2 separate regions of the Homo sapiens genome follow, and region 2 is linked to region 1. Evidence: read pairs that join two places in POLR2A ChIA-PET (ENCODE). Cell type or tissue: CD4-positive, alpha-beta T cell. All regions are shown on one strand. Each heading gives the region's core, and the rest is flanking DNA. Links, peaks and the distances in the headings are about the cores only. Region 1 holds the start of ITPR3 (inositol 1,4,5-trisphosphate receptor type 3). Region 2 holds the start of MIR3934 (microRNA 3934).

Region 1 (9,437 bases), core at 1-8,000:
CCTCAGCCTCCCGAGTAGCTGGGACTACAGGCATATGCCACCATGCCTGGCTAATTTTTGTATTTTTGGTAGAGATGGGGTTTCACTATGTTGGCCAGGCTGGCCGTGAACTACTGACCTCAGGTGATCTGCCTGCCTTGGCTTCCCAAAGTGCTGGGATTATAGGCATGAGCCACCGTGCCCGGCCTAAGTTTTAATTCTTAAAAAAAAAAAAAAAAAGAACCAAATTTGGCAAAATACAAAGATTTGACAAAGCTAGAGGAAAGATACAGGCACTCACTGTATTTTTATCTATTACTTCTTAAAATATTTCATAATAGTACTTAAAAGATTAGTGCTCCAGTACTTTAGGGAAGAAGACTTTATTCTGACCATGGGAACTTGAAAAGGTGAAGTGCTAGAGAGAGCCACAGGAGCGCAGGCACAGGGGTATGAGTGGATGAGGTCCTGGGGAAATGAGAAGGGACACACTGAGTCCTTCCTGCCTGGGATGCTGTGCTGATGGCTCACACTTCCTTCACATGTTGGTATGGTACTCTCTCCATTTAACAGATGAGCAAACAGGCTGAGAGAATGCCTGCTAGAAAGTGGCAGAGCTGGGACTCTAATCCAGGCCTGTAAGAGTCAGAGTCCGGGCCAGGCGTGGTGGCTCACACCTGTAATCCCAGCACTTTGGGAGGCCGCAGTAGGCGGATCATGAGGTCAAGAGATTGAGACCATCCTGGCCAACATGGTGAAAACTTGTCTCTACTAAAAATACAAAAATTAGCCGGGTGTGGTGGCGGGCACCTGTAATCCCAGCTACTCGGGAGGCCGAAGCAGGAGAATTGCTTGAACCTGGGAGGTGGAGGTTGCAGTGGGCTGAGATTGCGCCACTGCACTCCAGCCTGGGCGACAGAGTGAGACTCCGTCTAAAAAAAAAAAAAAAAAAAAAAAGGGAGCCAGAGTCTGCACTCTTGGCCAGTCTACAGCATGGATCCTCCTTGAGGAGCAATTGTGTTTTCTGCAGAGGGTGGGAGGACAGCAAGACTTGAGGGTCCAGTGTGCTGGGCTCAGGTCTGTAGACTTCTGTGGGCAGTGAGGAGGCATAGGAAGGCTTCAAGCAGGAAGCAGGGGAGGGAACTCATTGGAGCTGTACCATCTGTTTCTTAAACTTTGGTCTTTGTTGTTGTTGTTTAACCAACAGAAACTTTCTTGAAACAAATTCTAACTCAGAACGCAGGTATATAAAATAGCTTACAGTGGAGCTGATTTGGAAGAAGCAGGTGACAGGGGCCCAGAGCCCTCACCTCTGAGACCTCCTGGTTGGTGGAGAGACAGAGGCTCTAAGTATTCCTAGGATGGGGAGGGGTGGGGAGAAACAAGGCCATGTGCTTTAGTCCAGAGAGACCCAAAGTGGAGTGACCTCCATTCCTGGCTGCTACACCTCGGCTGAGTTATGGAACCATCTATATGGATGTCAGGGGAGGAAGGAGGTGGATTCCTGGGTGTGGCTGTGGCACAAGTTCTGAGTGTGGCCACTGGAGGCAAGTTTTCAACTTGTCCCTCTTCATCCTCACGGTCTGGGGAAGGGAAAAAGGCAATTGGGCCCAGGCTGACAGCTTGATCAGAGCCTGGTGCCCAGCAGAGGCCTGACATCACAGGCCTTCAATAAATGCTTATGGAATGAAGGCATATTTTTCCCTTCTAACTTTTGGGGATGATACAGGAGGCCTGACTCCTGGGAGCAAGTGAAACTGTCCCAGGGGCTGCCCCTTCTCAGTGAGGTTCCAGTGACCCATCGCTGTGGCTCAGTTGGTGTGGGGTAATAGGAGAATACCCGGCTAAAAATCAGAGGCTTGGTTGGCTTCTGCCTCCAGTTGCCAGGAACCTGCCGTGTGCCCTTGATGGGTGGTGTTCCTTCTCTGGGCTTTGGTCATCTCTTTTTGGCACAGTGGACTGGATGAGGTTTTTTAAACTGCAGTTTGCAACCCATTTGGGACATTAAAAAAAACCAGTTCAGTGGGTTACAATCAGCATTAAAGCAACAACAAGAACACAACTGAAATAGAATAGAAAATATCAGCATGCATCAAAGGTCATAAAAGTAAGTATTGTTTGGTGATCTATTGTTTTGCTTATATATAGACGAAGGTGTGGACTGGTCTGCTGTAAAACTTGTTACTGTTTGCCATGGTGAAAAAACAAAACAAAACTGTAAAACACGGTACTTAGCGATCCTGGAGGTGTCCTTCCCTCCCACATCGTTCCTGGGGGTCTTCGTAAAACAAACAAACAAACAAACAAACAAAACAACAACAACAACAAAAAAACCACTGCCTGGGGCTCTTCTCCTCCCAGGGTCAGCAGCTGTCTCTTTGCTTTTAGCTGTCTCCACCCCTCCCCTAGCCTCTCTTCTTCCTGCTTCAGTCACCGAGTCCCCTCCTCCCTCTCTCCCAGGGACAAACGCCCCCCCACAACTCAGGAAGTGGGGTTGGGGGGTCCGAAGGGAGCAAAAGTGATCGGATGGCGGTGGCAATGGGCACCCTATCTTAGGCGTTCAAATAAAGGACTAGGAAGCAAACACCCAAGCACCGGGGAACAGAACAGAAAGTAAGCGAGCCCGGGACGCGAATTTGAGGGCAGGACTTCGGGAGCCAGAGCCTGGCGGCGCTGCCGCAGCGGGTCACTCCCAGGGGGCCGGCACCCAGACTTGGCATCGTTAGCGCTTGGGTGCTCTGTCAACTAGCGAAGGTAATTTTCATCCCTGCTTTTTTTTTTTTTTTGAAAGGAAAGACGGAAGGAGCCAAGAGTTTTGGAGCCAACTCCTGGAGAGGGAGCGGCTGAACTGATTCGGAAGTTGGATCTCTTTGTACACAGGAATGCGGAGAGAAAAAAAACAAAACCCACCCCATTGCTTCATTTCCCCTCCAAGCCTGAGCACTTTCTATTGTGCAATGAAAAGGCTTTTCACGTTGAGAAAAATGAATCCCGAATTTGCTCTGCAAAGGGATGAGCGCGCCTCTGGGCGCCAGCCTGCTCTCAGCTGGGCGCGGAGACCGCGCGGTGGCCGCAGGGCGGCCGCGGCCAGGGCGCTCCAGGGCGCGCCCTCCGCGAGCGGCTCCGGGGTGACGCCCGCCGGAGAGCTGGACTCCCCCTTCCGCGGGCGCCTGCACTGGCTCTTAGCCAGCCGAGGGCCCGGGTGCAGATAGTCCGGGAACCCCGAGGGCGGAGAGCTCCCCACTACGCCTGGGCCTCCCAGGGATGGCAGCTCCGAGAGCCCCCTAGACCCGGTGCCTTGCAGGACGCCTCTGGAGATCAGGAGGGCTGGCGGCGCATTCGGCGTCCGGGAGGCCGGGCCCCGGACGCGCGAGGAGCGCGGGGCGCGGGAAGGCAGGCGGGTGCACATGGGTGCCGGCGGGCGAGCTGCGGGGGGAGGGGGGGCGGGGTGTGGCCTCCCCGCCTCCCGGGCGGGATTTGCATGTGTGTGGTGGCCCCAGACTTCCTGCTCCTTCTACGCTGCAGGTACGCGCGGGCCGGGCGGGGCGGGCGGGCGGCGGGCGCGCCAAGACGTGGGCACCTCCTCACCCGGACCCCGGGCCCCGCCGAGCCGCCTCCTGGCTCCCGTGGCCGCCAGCCCGCCCCGGCCGCACCGAGCGTCGGGATCCGAGGTGGGAGCGTACCCCTCCCCGCTCCCCGGACGCCTCAGTCCTCCGCACTGAGCTTGGCCACGCGCCCCTAGGCGCCCCCCACGCCCTGGGCCCCGGAGGGCCGCAGCCATGAGTGAAATGTCCAGCTTTCTTCACATCGGGGACATCGTCTCCCTGTACGCCGAGGGCTCCGTCAATGGCTTCATCAGCACTTTGGGGTGAGTGAGCCGAGCTCGAGAGGGGCGCGGGTAAAGAGGGGGCGCCGTGGGCCCTGGTGCCAGCTGCGTGCGTCCAGCCGCCGCCCCCCGATAGAGGCCTGGACGTCCCCCTAGTCTCAAGGAGCGGGAACGGCTCGCCTCCTTCTTTTACAGAAAGGAAGTGAAGTGTTTGCTCAGGTAGGACTCGGGCTCCCTACTGGAGTTGGCAGGAGGAGCCTCCCTCGGCGGCGCAGCCTCTACCCTCCCGCGCACGCCTTTGGAGGGGGCGGAGGGACGGAGGCTTCCTTTGCAGGTGGTCCCGGGGGCGGGCAGGTGGGTGGCTGGAGGCTGAGTTGGGGAAGGGCAGCCGGGCCGAGACGTGCCCGGCTCTGAGGGTAGGGCGGAGCTGTCGGGAGTGGGCAGGCTCAGCTTGGAGCCCGTAATCCTCTATTACCGATCCCGTGGTGCCTTTGAGGGGTCGCACCTTCTCCTCACAGCTCTCTCCCTGTTCTTCCCAGCTTCAGTAGGAGTGTCTTCTCAGCCCTCCCCTTCCAGGCTTCAAGGTCCTGGCCAGCTGCCCCTTCTCCCCGCCTCTCCCATTCAATTTCCTGCGCCGGTCATCTGGCGCCCTTGGGTCCTTGGTTCTAGCTTCTCTCCAGCACTTCACAAACATTAATTAATTCTGGCCGCCACCTCCCAGGGTCTGGGCTGGATGAACAGGGAATCAGTTCACGTCCCTGGAGAGGGCCAGGCCTGTAGCAGGGAGAGGGCAGGAGAGAAATTAGGTAGAGAGGATGGGTTTATCTTCAGAGGAGCAGCTGGATGTGATTCGCTGGATGGGAGCGTAGGTGGTTTCTCCAGCCAGACCCCAGGGCAGGGTCGGCTATCTTTGTCCCGTTTACAGTCTGGGGGCCTGGGTTAAATTGTCTCATCCTCCCAACCACACATGGCTGTCCTCTAGGGTACACCCACCCTCCTCTGCTGATCCACTGAGTGGGACCAGCCAGCCGCGTGGTGCCTTCTTTCTGATGGCCTTGGAGGACAACCTGGCACCCTCAGCTCAGGACTGATGCTGGACAGGGCCCGGCTCACCCCAAGCCTGGGAGGTGAGGGGTCACTGGTCTCTCCCAGGGTTGCTGGGAGTTTAGCTTTCATCTTGGTGTAAAGGGAATGGATTGTGGGATTGGAGGGCTGGCTCTGCCAAGCAGGGAGTTCTCACCTGGCATTCCAGCCTGCCCTGCTCGCCTTCTCGCAGAACCATCCAGGTCCCTCCTGGTGCCCTCCCCTTCACACGTGGAATCCCTGCCTATTTGTCCCCACTTCCACTAGATCTAACTTCTTCCCAGCTCCCTAGAGGATGGGGGTGGAGCCACATCTGGGCCAGCATTTGTGCAGGCCTCCTCCAGAGAGCAGTGACTAGGCCCTGGCTGCCCTGAGGCCAGGGCTGCCCACAGTAGGTACAGAGTAAACACCTCTGATAAAGCTGAGGGAAGGAGGAGAGGGTGTGGGGACTGGGAGGGACATAGGGATCTATCGTGGAAGTCCCCTCCTAGTGTCTGAAGAGCACCAGGGACTTTTGGGAAATGACCACCTCTGTTGCTTAGTGCCTGGCTTGGGGCTGAACACATGATGATTTTCAAGTGCCTGTGAGTTTTGTTTTTTTTTTTTTTTTTTAAGACAAGGTCTCACTTTCTCACTCAGGCTAGAATGCAGTGATGCAATCTTGGCTTACTGCAGCCTCGACCTCTGGGGTTCAAGCAATCCTCCTGCCTCAGCTCCCAAAACTAGCTGGGACTACAGGCACATCACCACACCCGGCTAATTTTTGTATTTTTTTTGTAGAGACTGGGTTTCACCATGTTGCCCAGGCTGGTCTCTAACTCCTGAGCTCAAGCAATCCGCCCACCCCAGCCTTCCAAAGTGCGTGAACCACCGTGCCCTGCCTAGCACCTGTGAGATTTAACAAGATCAGGGAAAACATCTTATTGCTTCTTCCCCTGCCCTTGTGCAGGCCTCACTCCCTCACAAAGGATTCCCTCTGTTGCCTCCAAAACTTCCTCCCAGCTTGGCCCTTCCTGCCCCAGGAACTGCTTCCTCCAGTCCACCTTGATCCTGGGGCAGATCCTGGTGACCTCTAGAAAGCCCTTCTACGCCGGGGTACCCCCTCCCTCTGCAAACACCTCCAACATCTCCTGATGTTCCACCAGCGGATGTCCACCCTCCTAGCATGGCTTTCTAGCATCGGCCTGTGCAGGTCTGCATCATAATTTTCTGGGGCTTTTTCACCTTCCCATACCTGGAACTCCAGGTGCACCACACGACTGCAACCTGTCCCGCGCTCTCAGTCTCTTTACCTTTGCTCTTGGGTTGTTCCCGCCCTTTAGCAAGCAAGTCTCCACCTGGGTAAATCTGTCCCACCCTCTAAGGCTTAATGCAAAGTGGCCTCTTTTGAGAAATCCAGCTTCCCCAACCCCTAGGGCAGAATTAACCCTTCGTCCTCTATGCTTTTGAACTGCTTTGTACAAACCACTCTCTGGTGTTCCTCACATTGGAGGCTTCCCTGTAGGCCCATCTAATGCTGGGCACCTTGCCAGGATTAACACCATTCATATATTTAGCAGGTCTACAGGCACTGTACTGGGTGCTGGGGACTTGGTGGTGATTAAGGGAGCTGTGCTTCCTGCTTCCTTGGAAGTTAAGAGTCAAAGAAGGAATGATTTGTAAGTGCTGTAAGTAATCAGTCCAGCAGCTTCAGCGTCACCAGGAAGTTTGTCAGAAATGCAGAATCTCAGACCCCGTGCCCGTCCTACTGAATGAGAATCTGCATTTTATTAAGATCCCCAGGGGACTGGTGCATTAAAGTGTGAGGAGCGTTGCTCTGAGTGATTTTCTCTCTGCCCCATCCTCCTCAGAATCCTTCTGCCTCCTTTCTGAACTCTGGTCCCCTCTGCTTTTCCCGAGGCTGTTGGTGCCCATGTCTGTGAACCCATAGGCTGATTTGACTGAATTCCTGGGCTAACCCAGTGCCCAGTGTGTGGGCCCCAGGAGGTACCCAGTAAGGGCTGGATAAAAATGAATGTGTTGAAGGCAGGGGTGGCCTTGGTGGGCAGATGGGCCAGGTCACCTGGGAGATGGGAAGGGGGCATTAGTTGGGGAGGGAGGCAGAGGCAGCATTCAGATTCTGGCCAGAGCTCTTCAGTGCAAAGTGGACGAGGCCAATTAGAGCCTCCTGGAGAATTAGAGGTCCTAGTGAAGATTGTACATTAACTCTAGGTGGGAAGGATGGGAGGGATCTGGGTAGTGGATCCAGGAGCGGTTGAGACTGCCAGCCGGCCAGCAAGGGAAAGCAGGCCCACGCCTGTTCTTGGCAGGAGAGCAAGGCCAATGCCACTGCTTTATCCCTTACCCTAGGTGGGAGCAGCAGAGGCCAGGGATGGAGTAGCTGATTAGGGCCAACAAAAAGTGGAGGATTGAATGTGGCCTCAGGCCAGTGGCTAGGGAGAACTGGCCTTGGGTACACAGGGTGGACCCATCAGGATCTCAAGTCATCTCTTGAAGATCTCTTTTTTTTTTTTTGAGACAGAGTTTCACTCTTGTTGCCCAGGCTGGAGTACAATGGGGCGATCTTAGTTCACTGCAACCTCAGCCTCCTGGGTTCAAGCGATTCTTCTGCCTCAGCCTCCCGAGTAGCTGGGATTACAGGCATGTGCCTCCACACCCAGCTAATTTTGTATTTTTAGTAGAGACTGGGTTTCTCCATGTTGGTCAGGCTGGTCTCAAACTCCCGACCTCAGATGATCCGCCTGCCTCGGCCTCCCAAAGTGTTGGGATTACAGCCGCGAGCCACTGTGCCTGGCGAAGATCTCTTATGAGTACCCAGAGAGGTAGCCCCAGACCCACAGAAAGTAAACTGGGGGAGTGCAGGTGAACTGGGTCTTGGAGCTGAGCTTTCAACATTTGTCAAAGTGCCTCTGCCCACCCATGGCTCAGCCTTGGAGCCTATTTGGAGCTCTCAGGGCCTCTGGACCTGGATCACCCAGGGCTGGGTAATCATAGTGAGTAGGAGATGCTGCCTCTTACCCATGGGATTCTCTGTCTACCTGCCAGCCTGACCTGCTTCCCTGGAGGTCAGGACCCAAGAAGTATGGGGGTGAATATAGACGAAGCCCCAGGTCTCCAGGCTCAGGATCCCTAGGTCGGAAACCTCAGAGGCATAGCTCTCAGGAAGGGTGTCTGTCTCATGTTCCATCACCAACTTGTTGGGTGGTTTCTGTTTTGTTTTGTTTGAAATGGGGTCTTTGTCACCCAGGCTGGAATGCAGTAGTGTGATCTGGGTTCACTGCAGCCTTAATCTCCCAGGCTCAAGCAATCCTTACAACTCAGCCGCCCGAGTAGCTGGGACTACAGGCGTGTGCTACCGCATCTGGCTAGTTTTTGTATTTTTTATAGAGATGGGGTCTCCCCTTGCTGCCCAAGCTAATCTAAAACTCCTGGGCTCAAGTGATCCTCCCTCCTCTGCCTCCCAAAGTGCTGGGATTACAGGCATGAGCCGCCGTGCCTGGCCGTTGCTGGATGCTTTGAACAAGGCCCTGCCTTCTCAGAGTGAGTTTCCGTCAGCCTGCATTATCCTCTATGGTGCTCTGGCTGTACCTGAGAATCACCTGGGGATTAAAAAAAAAATTTCAGCTCCCAAGTCCCATGCCAGACCAACTGAATCACCATCTCTAGGGCTAAGGTCTGGGTGTTAGATTTTTAAAAAGTTCTCCAGGTGGTTTTAATGAGTACCTGGGGCCGGGATCCCTGATCTGGGGGCCCTCCCAGGCTGACAGGCTGTGAGGAAGCCTGCCTGCTAGGTCTACCTGCCCCTCAGCCCAGAAGGCCCATCTCTTTGCCCTCATCAGACTTCATAATGTCATTCAACAAACATTTATTAGGCATCTACCATGTGCTAGGCAAGGCACTGTTTTAGGCACTGCAGAATCAGTGGTACCCAAGGCACAGGTCCAGCTTGTTCCGTTCTGTGCAGTGGGGCCCTTTGAGCCTTAAGTCTGAGACACATGTAATTCCAGGAGCAGGGGACTGCCTTTCCCTCGCTGATAGCATTCCCTGGGTGGATTTCAGACCTGTCTTGGCTTTCTTTCTTTTATTTTTTTGGAGAGAGTTTTGCTCTTGTTTTCCAGGCTGGAGTACAATGGCACAATCTCAGCTCACCACAACCTTCGCCTCCCAGGTTCAAGCGATTCTCCTGCCTCAGCCTCCCGAGTAGCTGGGATTACAGGCATGTGCCACCACGCCCGGCTAATTTTTTTGTATTTTTAGTAGAGATGGGGTTTCTCCATGTTGGTCAAGCTGGTCTTGAACTGCTGACCTCAGGTGATCTGCCTGCCTCGGCTTCCCAAAGTGCTGGGATTACAGGCATGAGCCACTGTACCCGGCTTGGCTTTCATTTAATTGTGATTTCATTGGAAGAAGATGTTAGACTTCTGTTCTGTACCTCAAGGCAGATTCTTGGTCTTAGCCTAATCCATGCAACTCATTTTTTGAAAATATATATATTTTTTCAGATTAAAAAAAAATATACATTCCATGGAGAAAATGTGAAAAACTCAAA
Region 2 (9,405 bases), core at 1,406-9,405, 72 kb after region 1:
TGCCTTCTTCTACCCTTACATGGAGGGCGCGTCCACAGGTGAGAACACAGGGCTGGCCGGCAGGTTCCCCGGGCCCTGCCATGCTTCCTCCCTGGGTTGGGGCAGAGCCTTGAGGCCAGCTGGCCTCTGAGGGCACCAGATGCAGAGTGTGCAGAAGCACCCCCTGCGCCATCCTGTGGGCTCTCGCCCCATCATGGAGACACAGGTGCGGTCAAAGGGGATGGTCAGGGTCTTTGACCTCATGGGAGATGGCGCATGCAGGCACGTGCACACGCATAGATGTGTCAGCCAGAAACAAAACCTGGTAGCCGCAGCCGGACAGGGCCTCCCGCTTAGGCCTGAGAGGCAGGTGTAATGGAGGAGGCTAAAACCAGGCACCAGGAACTTAACCGGGAAGGCGGCCAGGAGAAGGTGGCTTTTCGGCACCTGTTGGACCTGCTCTGGGGCCGTGGTGGGCTTGAGGGAGCCCTGCTCACCCTGCCCCTGGCCCCCAGGCGTGCTGGACTCCCCTCTCATCTCATTGCTCTTCTGGATCCTCATCTGCTTCTCCATCGCGGCCCTGTTCACCAAGCGCTACAGCATCCGCCCCCTCATCGTGGCGCTCATCCTGCGCTCCATCTACTATCTGGGCATCGGGCCCACACTCAACATCCTGGGTGCCCTCAATGTGAGTGCCAGAGGGAGCCCCCATTCCCAAACAAGCTCATGCTCACTGTGCATTCAGACGGCAAGCTGGCCTGCTGCTTCCAGGAGCCACTGCTCTGTCCCATCCCCTCCTCTCTGTTGGGCTCCCAAGTTCCTTATAGACCGGTGGCAGGGACTGTTCTGTACCTTCTTCCTTTCCCTCAACACCTGAGGGCAGCTGGCACTCAGAGACAGAAATTCAAGAGTCCCTTTGGAGCAACAGGGTCAGGGTGGCTGTGCACACTGTGCGGGCTGTGCACTGCCCAGAGGCACTGCTACGCGGCAGACGTGAAGATTCATACATAATGACAATCTCCTGACAGATGGAAATAAAGTGCTTTGAGCGAGGAATACCTTTCCCTGATAGAGCCAGTCAGTGGTCTTCTCTGTCCCCATCCTCCGTTGCCTGTACCTCACTGTCTTCCTGGAACTGAGGACCCAAGGGGCTGCCTCTGTATTCTGAGTCCCAGGCGCCTAGATGCGTTTCTGGAAGCAATTTCATTAATGCCATGCCTCCCAGGCTCTGAGCTGGGCACTGGGGGACATGCGTGCAGATTCAGCATAGGTGGTAGGGTGCTGACTCTCATGCCTTGCACTCGCCCCCAGCTGACCAACAAGATCGTGTTTGTGGTGAGCTTCGTGGGCAACCGTGGCACCTTCATCCGGGGCTATAAGGCCATGGTCATGGACATGGAATTCCTCTACCACGTGGGCTACATCCTGACCAGTGTCCTGGGCCTCTTTGCTCATGAGCTGTTCTACAGCATCCTGGTGAGGCCTTCTGGGTGGGCTGGGGCTGGATGGGGGCATGGGGTGGTTGGGGCTTCCCATGAGTTGTTGGCAGTTCCCCGGCACCAGTCTGTCTGTCCAGTCCTTTTGCTGCTGGGCTGGGAGCAGTGAAATTACAGAGTCTTCATCTGCCTGACCCAAGCCTGGCCCTCAAGGCCCTGATGGCCACTCCTGGTGGCCATCTGACCCCTTTCTCCTGTACAGTGGTGGTTCAAGCCTGGACTCTGGAGCTGGACCAGGGCTTTGCATCTCAGCTGGGCTACTACTAGCTGTGTAACTGGGCAAGTTTCTTAACTGCCCCATGCCTCAGTTTCCTCACCTGTAAAATGGGGATAACAACAGCCCCTGCATTCTAAAATAATTGTGAGATGAAATGAGCTAATGCATGGAAAGCACTTACACTGTTTCCTGGCATGCAGCAAGTACATTTTAAGAGTTGGCTGGTATTCAGCCACCCGTTTCACCCCTCGTGCCTTCCCCTGGGCCACTCCCTTTCTGTGACCTTAGAATTCCAGGTTTCTCGAGAAGCTCCCCTGACAGGCCCACCCAGCTTGGATACGACTAAGTGCAGACCTCCCTGGAGGAGCCTTGGGAAACTGTCTGGAGCCCAGGCAGCCCTCAGGGTTCCAGTGGCAGCCCCAGTGAGAGTGGCCGGCCCAGCCCCTCAAGGTGCCATCCCTATCTCAACCCCATCCTGCAGCTCTTTGACCTCATCTACCGCGAGGAGACGCTGTTCAACGTCATCAAGAGTGTGACCCGCAATGGCCGCTCCATCCTGCTGACAGCCCTGCTGGCCCTCATCCTGGTCTACCTCTTCTCCATCGTCGGCTTCCTCTTCCTCAAGGATGACTTCATTCTCGAGGTCGACCGGCTGCCCAACAACCACTCCACAGGTCTTGGAGGCTTCCTCTCCTGGGCAGGTTGTGGGGAATGAGGTTGGGTCTCACAAATGTCTGGCGTCAGGACCAGGACCTGCAGCGCTTACCTCACCAGGCTCCCGTCTGCTTCTCCTCTTGGCTTCTGGGGACGTCTAGCTAACACCAGTCTGCCTCGCTCTTTTCTGGAACACACTGAGTGGGTGGGAGAGCCTTGGGTCTCTGGCCCCTAAGGAACCCCTTGCTTGAGGGCTGGAGTCCCTTGAACTGTCATTCATGTTAAACCCAGTATTTGCAGAAACTGCCCGTGTGCCAGGCCTAGGGGTACAGAGACCCCTCCCTGCCCTTAGTGTGCAACCCAGTCGGGGGCAGAAGCGTGATGACCCTTCACTGTGGCTGGACAGTGGAGGGCTGGCGATCCAGGACCAGGGAAGGTTTCCTGGAGGATGTGACACTGGGGACAGAGCCAGGGGATAAGGCCAGGCACTGGACCTCCTGATGATCTCATCCATATCCCCTCCAGCCAGCCCCCTGGGGATGCCACATGGAGCTGCTGCATTTGTGGACACCTGCAGTGGGGACAAGATGGACTGTGTCTCAGGGCTCTCGGTGCCTGAGGTCCTGGAAGGTGAGGGTGGTGTGTGTGCAGGAGTCTGTGTGGGGTAGGAGGAGCAGGCAGCCCGGGCCTCAGCACACTCTCCGCTTGCAGAGGACAGGGAGCTGGACAGCACAGAGCGGGCCTGTGACACTCTGTTGATGTGCATCGTCACTGTCATGAACCATGGGCTACGCAACGGTGGTGGCGTGGGCGACATTCTCCGCAAGCCCTCCAAAGATGTGAGCACTCCTGCCCACTCCCAAACCTGTGGGGCCCAAGCCACTGTCCAGATCAGCAACTGTGGAGAGTCCTGTCCTTGGCCTCGCGTCAGATATTCAGGGTTGAACCCCCTCCCCCGAACTTGTATCCACTTTTCCCTGCTTTCCACACCTGGCCAATTCCATGATATTACTGCTTAGCTGCCCCCTCACCCTCCCATTCCATAAGGAAAGACTTTGGCAACCAAACTTTGCCCCAGGGCTAGGGATGGTGACCACTGGCTTTCCTAGCCCACAGCAGGTGGGCAGAGGGCGGAGCTGAGTCAGCTTTATCAGGAGGCCTCATGATTTGGCTTGGGCAGCCACATTCCCGAATGTCAGGCCTTCCCCTGTTGCTTGGGAGTGAGAGGCCGCCTCCCTGGCCAGACAGAGGGTTTCTGGAATGTGTGAGGCCAGGCGTCCTGAGGGTGGGCAGAGGTGTTCAGAGCTGCCTCTTTCCCTCATCAATGTTAGGGGCAGAGACACACCGAGACTCGTAGCCCTACCTCCCCGCCAGACTCCTTCTGCAGGCCTCCACCCCGGCGTGTCCTGAGTCCACGCTTTCCTAACCCAAACTCAGGGCTTCTGCTTGCAATTCTTGCTCTGTGGAGCCAGGTTGGGTCCACTCTGCCATCTGATGGCCCCCAGGCCAGAGGCCCTCATTTCCTTCTGCTAGGGGCTGGGTCCTCAATATCACAGCCCTGGCCCCAACCTGAGTCCTATCTTGCCCCAGTGAATGTGGGGACCACCGGGCCCAGCCTCCCTGCCTCATCCCCTGCAGGAGTCTCTCTTCCCAGCCCGAGTGGTCTATGACCTCCTGTTCTTCTTCATCGTCATCATCATTGTGCTGAACCTCATCTTTGGGGTAATCATCGACACCTTCGCTGACCTGCGTAGTGAGAAGCAGAAGAAGGAGGAGATTCTTAAGACGACATGCTTCATCTGTGGTGAGGGCTGCTTCCTGCTCTGTGGAGGCCGCAGCGGGGCTGGAACGTCATCTGATGCCAGTGGCAGTAGCGGTTTGGCCCTTCCTGCCCTGGGGAACCCTGGCCCGGAGCTGATGACTTGATGCATTTGCTCATCCCAGAACTGGGGAGAACATGACCCTGCCTGAACTTGGAGTCAGAAAGGAGTGGGACAGGCCCATCCCTGTAAACCCTTGGGGTTTCTAGGTGAGGACATGAGCCCAGTCAGTGTCTGGAGCTTCTGGTCTCAGTCCAGTGCTTTTCCTACCCCTGAAATGAAGTGCTAGTCCCCTCACCAGCCACCTCGGGCTCAGGCAGGTGTCACCTGTATGGCCTGTAGGACCTCGCTCATTCAGCCATTCGGGCTTCCCCTGAGTTCGAGAAATTCTCGCGTTTACTCCTGGAGTCCTCGGTTGCTGCTGCGGGAGGGCTGCAGCTGCGGCAGGGCAGGATCTCCACTAAGTGGCTGCTGCTTTAAATAGAAGTGACCCAAATAGCCCAGAGCGAGCTGTTGGAAGCGCTCATCCCGAGAACAAATGCCTCCAACCCCCGGAAGCTGGGTCCCCTCCAGCAGGTGACCCTGCAGTGGCTCTTGAAGGCTGATGGTTTCATTCCCGCCCTCTGCACCCTCAGGTCTGGAGAGGGACAAGTTTGATAACAAGACAGTGTCATTTGAGGAACACATCAAGCTGGAGCACAACATGTGGAACTACTTGTACTTCATTGTGCTGGTCCGCGTGAAGAACAAGACCGACTACACGGGCCCTGAGAGCTACGTGGCCCAGATGATCAAGGTGTGAGCAGGGGCTGTGCCAGGCCTGTGGGCCCAAACCAGCCATTCTAGAGTCATCACTGTGCACCAGAGGCCTCATGGTTTTAGCTTCTGAGTACCCTGGGCCCTGGAGAGGAGTGGCCCTATCTGACTGTTGGCCCTAGGAGGCCAGGCAGAGGGGCTCGGACAGCTGCAGACACTTGTTGAAAGGTCAGCAGGGCGAGGAGCAGCAGCTGGAAGCAGCTCTGGGCTGCACGGAAGCCGCTGCTGCAGAGGGGCCTCCTCACACTTCTGGGTGTCAGGAAAAATCCCACAGCAAACCCATGCGCCCCGAAGAACACGTGTGGTATCCCTGGGCCTGTCGTGCAGTGATGCTGAGGAGGGGTGGAGTTGGGGAGACCCTGCCCGTGGCCAGTGATCTGTGGGCCGCTCTCAGGGAGTGTTTTCTAGCTCGGTGGGAAGGCAGGCTGCTTCCTAAAAAGTCTGAATTAGATGATCCTGGGCTGAAGGGGAGCCTGGAAAAACTTTAAAAATCACTTACAGAAATCAAATGTCATCTGTCCAATTTCTGTAATAATGGAGTGAAGGCAATGAATCATAAAGAAGGAATTATTTATCGTTTAGTCTGTATTTCAAACTGATCTTTGTGTACAGGTTTATCTGTTGGTCTGAGAATTCACAGCTTACTACAAGGAAGCTGAGAATTGCTTGGTGCCCCCTCCCCCCCCGACTCCTCTGTCCTGGGAAACGTGGCTTTGCCTCCCAGACACGTGTCAGATGCCAGCTCTCCTCAGCGGAGCCTCCTGATCCCTCAATTTGCCATCTGTCTGACTCGCGTCTTCCCGGGGCGTGGGGCGTGCTTGTCAGGCAGGCGGGCGGGAGGAAGGAAGGAAGGAGATCCAGGGTCTGTCTGGGTGCAGAGGCCTTCCTCCACCTCTCAGGGGGTGTTATGAGAGTAAACAGATGGTGCTGATACCAGCAAAGGACTCAAACTCAGCTGCCGACGCTGCCTAACGGAAGTCAGCCTGTCTCGGTGGCAGAGGGTTGACAAGAGGGTTGACTGCCAGCTCACTCTGGCCCCGGGGAGGACCAGGTCAATTCAGATTTTCCCATGACACATCCCTGACGAGTAGTTTTGTTAAGGGTGTGGCAGAAGCCTCCCCCCACATTACTGTTTTTCTAAATGAGGCCTTTCTAGGCCGGGCCCACGCCTGCTTAACCCACTGGTGATGTTTTTCAGAACAAGAACCTGGACTGGTTCCCCCGGATGCGGGCCATGTCCCTTGTCAGCAATGAGGGCGAGGGGGAGCAGAATGAGATTCGGATTCTCCAGGACAAGCTCAACTCCACCATGAAGCTGGTGTCCCACCTCACTGCCCAGCTCAACGAGCTCAAGGAGCAGGTGTGCACCCCGCCTGATCCCAGGCCCACCCTGGGTTCTATCCCTGGGCAGTCCCTGCCTGCCTTCATCCTTCCTGACCCACCCTCTTCCCCACTGGCCTCTGGCCCTGGGCCTGGATGAGAAGGCAGGTGCCAAACCCACTCTCCCCTGCATGGCAAGTCAGACTGGGGTTGACAACCCCTGCCTTGGGCCGCTAAAGACAAGGCCAAGTGGAAACTTTAGTACAGGGTGGTGGGGCCCTCTGTCTCTCATCCCCTTCCTCTGACAGCTGCCAGGTAGGTCCTTTGAGGGGATCCCCATCACTGGAGATGGGGGAGTTTAAGGCCCTCTTGCCTAGACATCCTCTTCTGCATCTGGCAGTGCCTGCATGAAGATGAGGCAGCCTCTGTTAGTGGGCTGGTTTCCCAGCTGCATCAAATCCAGGGTTTGTGACACGCTAATTGAGAACAAGGGTTTGGTGCTGACATCGACATCCTTAAAGCACCCCGAGGGGCCCTGGCCCGCCGCCAGTGCCGAATAGCAGCTGGGCCCACAGGGGAAGACGGGTGCCAAGCTCTTCCACAGCACCCATGGAGGGAAGGTGCCAGGCGGCCTGACCAGGCCTGTTGGCATCTGCTTAACCCTAGATGACGGAGCAGCGGAAACGCAGGCAACGCCTAGGCTTTGTGGATGTCCAGAACTGCATTAGCCGCTGAGGAGAGCCACCGAAGGCCCCAACAGGGGATGCTCATCACTGGAGACTGCGACTGGGAAGAACACTGCCCCCTCCCTCGGGTTGGGTGGCCCAGCCAGCTGGCCAGCCTCCACTCCCACTCTGCCAGACACCCTGACACCCACCCAGGCTTTGAAGAGCATGGAGGGGGAGCCTCAGAGCTGACAGTCCTGCTTAGAGCCCTTAAAAAGACTTGAAAGTTCACTGGGACTCAGTTTACCTTAATGCCTTAGCAGAAGATAAATCCTACCTAGAGACCTTTGTTCCTTAAAGCAATAACTGACAACTCTTTGTAGTCCTCCTTGTGGGTAGTTAAGAGTGGGGTCACCCCTTTAACTCCAAGCACTACATTTTGGCGGCTGCCGGCCTCTGGGGGAGGTGGCAGTTATGCTGTTACTAGTGATTTTAGGGCTTTGTTATTTAACTTATTTCAAGGGTGCTGTGCTCAGCCCTGCCCATGGCTGTGCAGCTCCCTCCGTGCCTCAGATCTGCTGTAGCCAGTGCAGACCTCACTGTCGTGTCCATGCCACCCCCGGCATGGCTCCAGGTGGCCTGGTGACTCCATGATGGACGATCTTGCTCCCAGGACCTGCCTCTTCCCAGGCTTCCTGGGGAAGAGTTGTACGCCCAGGCAACAAGGGCTGAGCTGCGCTTGCGTGGCTGTTTCATGACCGCTTGTTTTTCTCCTTTTGGTGTAATGTTTTACAAATCCTTTGGCCTGAGAACTAATATGTTAATTGCCTTAAATAAATTAATAGAAATCTAGTCCGTTAAAAAGGGATGTGTTTCCTGCACTCCCCCGGGGGCTGTGGGGATTAACAGGACACACTGGCAGAAGACAGGAACAAGAGCCCCTCCCTGCTGGCCTGGCCTCTCAGGCTCTCAGGAGATACGCTGAGTGACATCCTGTCTCAAGGGTCCTCCCCTGAGATTTGCCTACCCAGAACTGCATTTCGGCATAACTGGTTTCTACGGCAGTCCTGTCGATTTTATTTTATGCATTTCAGAACATCCTGAGGAGTCTAGACACAGACGAGGTTAAGAACCCACTTCCACTTTGTACCCACCAGGGCCGCTGTGGGCCCAGCCCTGTCCCTCACGGTTCCAGAGAGAAGGATGCTCAATATCAGTAAGAGCCAAGGTTCCATGGAATAATGAGGTGACCCTGTGTGTGTCCTCAGCCAGCAGGGCCTCTGACTTGTGGCCACCTACAGAACCTGCCCACAGTGCTGAAGCCAACTGCAGCTGAGGCCCCGCTTGGCCAAGGCCTGTCTATAGCTTCCCTGTCCCTTAAGCCAACTGGGCAATGTGGGTTTTTGCAAGGTCAGGGATAGAGGCCTAAGGTCCATCCTTCTCTGAGTCAGTGGGGATGAGGGCCAAGCAGGCTTTTTGCCTCTCTCGGCCTCACACCTCCCTACTGCTTTCTGTTTGCAACAGGATGCCCTTTTCAGTATTTACTGCTATTTTTGGCTTCCTCCCAGGAGCTCCTACAACAAAAGGGAGCCTGAGTATCTTGCCAGGAGACACCAGACCCGTGCCAGAGGGGCGGGGGCTCCCGTGGCAATGCAGGAAGCACCTTGTGCCGAGGCCCCATTACCCTCATCAGGCCCAGAGGGAAACCTGCATTTCCTCTCCCCAGGAGATTTCCCTACCCTGAGCAGCAGTCACAGCAGATAGCTCAATCACCATCCCTTCTCAGGCTGAAACTTTCTTTAGAGCAGCAAGGGCTTCCTTTCTGGGAAAGCTAGAGGAGATTCCCAAACCGTAAGGTCAAGGGGAAACTGGGGCAGTTTTATTGACGATGGCAATGTACAAGACTCCACACCTAGGTATGTGCACGAGGTAAGGCCTGAGCTCAGGCCTTATGATCCTCCTCAGGACCCTTGGGGGCAAACTTCTCCTGCAGTTTCTTCCACATGCCTTTATCTATTTCCTTAAGCTCTTCCAAGGTGTCTGCAAAAGGGGAAGACAAAAAGAGAGAGGGACTGAAGTCTAAAACTTGATGACATAGATTGGACCCACTGGGCTTTCCCGACACAAGCATGGCTTGCTTTTCACACAGTGTGTTCCTGAAAAAGGTGGAGACCCAGCTCCTGAAGAGCAGATCAAACAGGTAACAGAAGTGACCGCTTGCGGGGACTGAGCACTGTGTGCCAGACTCTGTGCCCAGCACGCTGTCAGTGGTCTCCTGCCCTCTCCTCACCCTCGGCATCAAAGCGGGATGTGCTGCTCGTTGCCCTGCTCCGTATGAGGGCAAAGAAATGGCCCTGCGCTGTCCGCTGTGCAACCCACAGACCCAGATGCTTCATCGCAAAATTTGGCCTGCTCCACACAGCCCTTCCTGTCCCCAG

Evidence for each region. Peaks named below come from ENCODE experiments on the same cell type or tissue, not always from the same donor. Only the 100,000 strongest peaks of a DNase experiment are listed, where the experiment ranks them.
Region 2: POLR2A ChIA-PET joins it to region 1 with 20 read pairs; 10 of 35 experiments call an interaction of 5 or more read pairs at or near these places.

What each region holds. Positions count from the first base shown.
Region 1 is chr6:33,617,845-33,627,281 of GRCh38, forward strand. It overlaps ITPR3 (inositol 1,4,5-trisphosphate receptor type 3), which reads left to right and starts at 3,478. Exons shown (of 58, transcript NM_002224.4): 1 at 3,478-3,847. The coding sequence starts at 3,759. RefSeq lists silencers at 2,976-3,285, 3,316-3,435, 3,486-3,655, 3,666-3,815, 3,695-3,880 and enhancers at 4,402-4,951, 4,952-5,500. In CD4-positive, alpha-beta T cell, for the core only: no CTCF peak of the experiment used is centred there; DNase peaks (open chromatin) are centred at 2,627, 3,177, 3,437, 4,097 and 1 weaker place; H3K4me3 peaks cover 2,912 bases; H3K27ac peaks cover 2,221 bases.
Region 2 is chr6:33,688,744-33,698,148 of GRCh38, forward strand. It overlaps ITPR3 (inositol 1,4,5-trisphosphate receptor type 3), which reads left to right. Exons shown (of 58, transcript NM_002224.4): 49 at 1-38; 50 at 495-667; 51 at 1,291-1,455; 52 at 2,174-2,366; 53 at 2,872-2,976; 54 at 3,058-3,185; 55 at 3,985-4,150; 56 at 4,802-4,962; 57 at 6,181-6,342; 58 at 6,969-7,819. The coding sequence ends at 7,037. It overlaps UQCC2 (ubiquinol-cytochrome c reductase complex assembly factor 2), which reads right to left. Exons shown (of 4, transcript NM_032340.4): 4 at 8,021-9,007. The coding sequence ends at 8,910. It overlaps MIR3934 (microRNA 3934), which reads left to right and starts at 9,385; the gene lies at 9,385-9,405. RefSeq lists enhancers at 1,973-2,950, 2,951-3,926, 3,921-4,090, 3,927-4,904, 5,717-6,916 and 1 more. In CD4-positive, alpha-beta T cell, for the core only: no CTCF peak of the experiment used is centred there; DNase peaks (open chromatin) are centred at 4,188, 5,948, 8,038 and 8,598; H3K27ac peaks cover 6,162 bases.